2 separate regions of the Homo sapiens genome follow, and region 1 is linked to region 2. A link is a contact called in ENCODE POLR2A ChIA-PET data. All regions are on one chromosome and are shown on one strand. The core of a region is the stretch at or near the end of the contact, and the rest is flanking DNA. Distances in the headings are between cores, read along the strand shown.

What was found. ChIA-PET counts read pairs that join two places held with the same protein, here RNA polymerase II (POLR2A).
Region 1: POLR2A ChIA-PET joins it to region 2 with 12 read pairs in WTC11. The contact joins the promoter of RAB3B here to the promoter of LINC01144 in region 2. POLR2A ChIA-PET finds 5 or more read pairs at or near these places in 2 of 52 experiments (WTC11 and activated T-cell).

What each region holds. Positions count from the first base shown.
Region 1 is chr1:51,989,372-51,992,071 of GRCh38, reverse strand. It overlaps RAB3B (RAB3B, member RAS oncogene family), which reads left to right and starts at 1,372. Exons shown (of 5, transcript NM_002867.4): 1 at 1,372-1,520. RefSeq lists a silencer at 1,349-1,458.
Region 2 is chr1:45,302,434-45,305,196 of GRCh38, reverse strand. It overlaps LINC01144 (long intergenic non-protein coding RNA 1144), which reads right to left and starts at 1,287. Exons shown (of 1, transcript NR_024270.1): 1 at 1-1,287. It overlaps LOC105378691 (a long non-coding RNA gene), which reads left to right and starts at 1,451. Exons shown (of 3, transcript XR_947287.4): 1 at 1,451-1,705. RefSeq lists enhancers at 955-1,194, 1,655-1,714 and a silencer at 1,385-1,564.

The DNA.
Region 1 (2,700 bases), core at 123-2,622, 6.7 Mb before region 2:
ACAATGATTCTAGAGCAAGCCTTCAGCTGGCTCCTGTGACCTCAGGAAGACTGGAAGTCCATATCAGGATTTGAGGGTGGGGTATTTATTGCCTCCTCTATCTGCCTCCTCTAGTGGAAGTGGGACTTCCTAGGGCCAGGCCAGGCAAGAACATTTTTCTACTCCTGTTGACAGCCTCCTGGTAATGGGAAACCATTGAGAGGTTTTTGTTTGTTTGTTTGTTTGGTTTTTGATGGAGTCTGGCTTTGTTGCCCAGGCTGGAGTGCACTGCTGGAGTGCAGTGATCTCGGCTCACTGCAACCTCTGCCTCCTGGGTGCAAGCAATTCTGCCTCAGCCTCCCAAGTAGCTGGGACTACAGGCATGCACCACCATGCCCGGCTAATTTTTGTATTTTTAGTAGAGACAGGGTTTCACCATGTTGGCCAGGTTGGTCTCGAACTCCTGACCTCAAGTGATCTGCCCACTTTGGCCTTCCAAAGTGCTGGGATTACAGGCGTCAGCCACTGTGCCTGGCCGAGAGTTTTCTTAAACAAGGTTGATGGTAACATGGTGACATTTTTTAAAGGGTTGCTCGGGCTTGTGTCAAAATGATTTTGGTATCTGACTCAGAATGAATGGGACCAGGAAGTCTCACAGCTACCGAAGTCACCAGGAGTATGGCAGAACAGGGGCTAGTTAGGATGACCATGGGCCAGGGGCTGCAATCTTTAATGCATAAGGAACAATTGGGTGTCAGTGATGAGGAGGGGTGGAGGGTGGTATGACTGGAGACCACAGGAGAAAGAATTTTTGTACAAGGGTGGAAATGGCCATGCTGACACCACGTCCTGGTTTTATAGGGTGAATTGGAGAGTGAAGGCAGGAATTAGGAAGCTGTTGCATTAGTCCAAGCAAGAAGTGATGATGCTGGAGTCAGAACAAGGGCAATGGAGACACAGAGGAAGGGCAGGGATATGTTAAGGCGGTGGGATGTGGGGTGTGAAGGAAACACAGATAGGGTAGAGGACAGCGTCCAGGTTTCTGGCTTGGTTTCCGCTTGTAGTCAGCCTCCCTCTCTGGGCTTTTGTGAAGACGGAGCCATAGAACGGACCGGACCAGAAAGCAGTTTGGAAATGGCAAAACTGCTACCCATCATCAGCTACATTATCATCAAAGCTCTCTAATTACCCTAGTAAGTTCAGTCAATGGAACGAGGCATGACAATTAAGATAAATCACGAGAGTCACCCAGACATGGGGGACCTGGAGGTCCTGAGTCACCTCGGATTACACCTGCTAGGAGTTGAGGGCCGGGGCGGGGCGAACACAGACTCCGCCCTTGGGCGGGGCCTGGATGCGGCCGGAGCGGAGCAGTGCTGGAGCGGGAGCCTCAGCCCTCAGGCGCCACTGTGAGGACCTGACCGGACCAGACCATCCCGCAGCGCCCCGCCCCGGCCCCCTCCGCGCCCTCCCGACGCCAGGTCCTGCCGTCCCGCCGACCGTCCGGGAGCGAACCCGTCGTCCCGCACTCGGAGTCCGCGGTAAGGGGCGCGGCCCCGGCAGCCCGCCCGCGGAGGATCAGGGACCGATCCCCGGCGCGGGGCGCTGGGCACCGAGAGCGGGCGCCGAGAAGGAGCGCGGGGCAGCGGAAGGAAGCCGGGGGAGGAGCGAGGGAGGGGGCTCCGCGGCGGCAGAGGTGGGGCTCACCTAGGGAGGGGGCGCCGAGGGGGTCTCCCAGACGTTGGGGGCAGCCGGGGGAGCTCCAAGGGCGGGAGGGGAGCAAGAAAGACGGCGCTGGGGCTGGGAGGAGAGATGGGGGGCAACTGGAGGGCAGTGAGGGATCGCTGGGGGAAACGGGGGCGTGGGGGGCGGGGGAGCTGCGAGGAGGGCGGAGTGGGGCTGTGCGGAAAGGTGGTACCGGGCAGCCGAGGGGCAGCGAAGGGGGCGGTGAAGGGAGCGGACTGAGGGGAGCTAGAGCGGGGGTGCGGGGGGAGGCATGGAGGTGAGGAGCTGAGGGGAGGGGACTGGCTGGGCGGGGGTCGTTTGGAGCTGGAGGGGACTGAGGTGCCGAGGGCAAGGGGCGCTGGGCAGCTGGGGAGTGTCTGGTTGGGAGAGGGTCGGGGGTGGGGATGTGGGTATGGATAGCTGGGAAGGAGAAAGGCAGCAGGGCAGTGTCTGGTCGAAAGAGGGTCATTTATGGGGGATGTGGGTATGGATAGCTGGGGTCGGAGGTTGAGCCCGGCTGGGGACCGGCGTGGGGGTAACTGTAGATGGAAGACGAGGGGTGGGGCTTGGGGGCGGGAAGCTTGGGAGAATGGAAGGGTGAGAGGCCAGGTTGGGTCTACCCTGCTGCAGAGGAAGGGGGCAGGGAGCCGGTGGAGACACAGGGAAGTGGCCTTGGAAATGGACACAGGGGCCTACATTCTGGTCAGGAGTGGAGAGGAGGCTCTGGAATAGAGTAGGGTCTGGCGGCTGCAAGTGGAGGAATCGTGGGAGAACTTGGAGTGTATAGATAGGGTGGTGGGGCGCTGGGTCAGCCTGGGGAGGAGGCCAGGTGTGGGTCGTGGTGTAAGGGTGGAAAGGTAATGGGGGCTGGAGTGGTGTCCACGCACTAGCGGTGTCTCGGCCACTCAGGAGTCCAAGGAGGGGACCCAGGCACTGGACCTTGTTACACGGGCACCGGGGATCACAGAAAATAAGAGAATCGTGGACAGAAAAAGT
Region 2 (2,763 bases), core at 38-2,537:
AAATATCTCAATCCCCCGCCCCAAATCACCAAGCTCAAAGGAAAATTCAGGTTGGGAACTGCTCAGGCCACACCTGCCTCCCATTCTATTCAGTCACCCCTCTGCTCATGATGAACAGGATGCTGCTGAACCCTGGGGTCGCTGGGGCCTTAAATGACTTTGATGATGAGAGACTGGGCATGGAGAGCTAGAGGCCCTCATCTCCCTTCCCCAGCGAGTCGGAAGCGTCCCCATTACTAGTTCCTAGAATATGCTGAGATGTCTCAGGTTGCGGTGTGCAGCTGGGAGTTGCAGCCTGGCAGGAGGCCCAGGTTTTAGCCTGTGAACCGGGGCCCTGCTATGTAGGCCAGGGTGGCTCTGACCTGGCACTCTGTGGGGCCAGGGCAGACATAGCAGCAAAGGCCATGGGGTCACAAAGAGAGAGACTGCAGAAGGATCAGGAGTAACAGGCATAATGGGGCTATTCTTCCCTAGGCCTGAACACTGGGAAGGCACTGGCAGGGCCCCGGTTTTGATGGTGGATTCTTGGAGTAGGGGCCTTGGTAATAGGGCTCTGAGTGCTGGGGCAGAATGGGCTATCTTGACCCTTCATAGTCAGGGTCCCAAGTGGGCAATCCTGGAGCCTCCAGGTCTTTGGTCCAGCGGCGGGGTTTTCCACTCAAGGGCCACAGGTACAGACAAGCAGAGCAGAAACAGCCCCCCCGGCCTTTCACTTCCCACCTGCTCCCGAGGGAGAGAGTAAGGTTTCTGGGGGTAAGTGGGGGCTATCTGAAAGAAAAGGGTGATTTTGGCTGGGGCTCGGTGCCCTACAAGAGCCCTTGCTTGACTTTGACGCAAGGCACAGACTGGGCTCTGAAGGGGCAGGCTGGGGGGTAGACGTCGTCATGGATGTTGGATCTCCCTTCCGGCCATGGCCCAAGTACGACCCCTGTTCCCTTAAAGTCAGGACCTCGCAGAACTTTCGCAAGATGGGTCCTCGGAGTCTGCCCGCGATTGCGCTCCCAAGGGGTGCCGCTGCCGAGGGTAGGCGCGCCAGTCGAGATCAAAGCGGATGGGATGACGCCACTGGAGGGCGCGCGGGGCCGCGGGGCAGGGTGGTGCTCCTGCTGCAGGTTTCAGGCCTCTTCTGCCTTCTACAGCCGCCAGGTCAGCAGAGGCGGAGGCCCGGGCTGTGGATGGCCGAGGAGCCGAACTCGTGAAGCCACGTTCCTCCTGCAGCTCTTAACCCAGGCGCGGCGGCTCGCCGGGCCGCTCCCCTTACTCCGAAACCGTGAGCCTCAGCCCTTCCCTCTCTCCCCAATCCCAGGGGGCGCCGGCGGACACCCCAGAAACCCACGCGCTCTCGTTCCTGGTCCCGCCCCCTCTACGTTCCCTCCCCCTCTACGTTCCCTCCCCTTTTCCTTCCAGAGGCGGCGGCCCCGGAAGCTCCCGCCATTCTGGACCCGCCCCCTCCAAGCTCCCGCCCCTTTCCCTTCCTGTGGAGGCGGCCTCGGAAGCTCCCGTCTTTCTGGACCCGCCCCTTCCCCACCCTGCTCCGCCCTCGGCCCCGGCCCCCGCTCCGAGCTCCCTTAGCTCTAAGCGGTTCCGGAAGCTCCCGCCTTTCTGGACACGCCCCTGCCTCCCCCACAGGATTCCGACTCTCTCCCGGCTCGTCGAGGGCTTGACATTTTACCGGGGGGTGGCCCAGAAAAACCTCGTAGAGATGGTGACTTTAAAAAATTCTTTTTCGGCTAGGTGCGGTGACTCACGCCTGTAATCCCAGCGCTTTGGGAGGCCGAGGCGGGCGGATCACTTGAAATCACGAGTTCGAGATCCGCCTGGCCAACATGGTGAAACCCCGTCTCTACAAAAATACAAAAATTAGCCGGGCGTAGTGGCGCAGGCCTGTGGTCCCAGCTACTCGGGAGGTTGAGGTGGGAGGATCGCCCGAGCTGGGGGAGGTTAAGGCTGCAGTGAGCTGTGATCGCGCCACTGCACTCCAGCCTGGACGACAGGGCAAGATTGTGCCTTAAAAATAAAAACTTGTTTTGGTAAAATACACATAATATTTACCATATGTACTTTTTTTTTTTTTTTAAATGGAGTCTGGTTCTGTTGCCCAGACTGGAGTGCAGTGGCACACCACTGGGTTCAAGCGATTCTCGTGTCTCAGCCACCCATGTAGCTGGGATTACAGGCATGCGCCACCACGCTGGGCTAATTTTTGTCTTTTTAGTAGAGATGGGGGTTTCTGCCATGTTGGCCAGGCTGGTCTGGAACTCGTGGCCTCAGGTGATCTGCCTGCCTTGGCCTCCCAAAGTGCTGGGATTACAGGCTGAGCCACCGTGCCCGGCCCTACCATGATTTTTTTTTTTTTTAAACAGAAGTCTTGCTCTGTCGCCCAGGCAATGGCACGATCTCGGCTAATTGCATCCTCCGCCTCCGGGGTTCAAGTGATTCTCCTGCCTCAGCTTCCAGAATAGCTGGGATTACAGGCACCTGCACCATGCCCAGTTAATTTTTGTATTTTTGGTAGAGAGGGAGTTTCGCCATGTTGGCCAGGCTGGTCTCGAACACTTGACCTCAGGTGATCACCTGCCTTGGCCTCCCAGAGTGCTGGGATTACAGGTGTCAGCCACTGCGCCCAGCCTACCATGGTATTTTTAATGGCCACGTAATACCCTGTGTGTGTTATATTGTGTGGATGTGTTATATTAATTTAACCAGCCCCCTATTGATTAACATTGTAGCTGTTTATAAAATGGTGTAGTAAACATCCTTTCT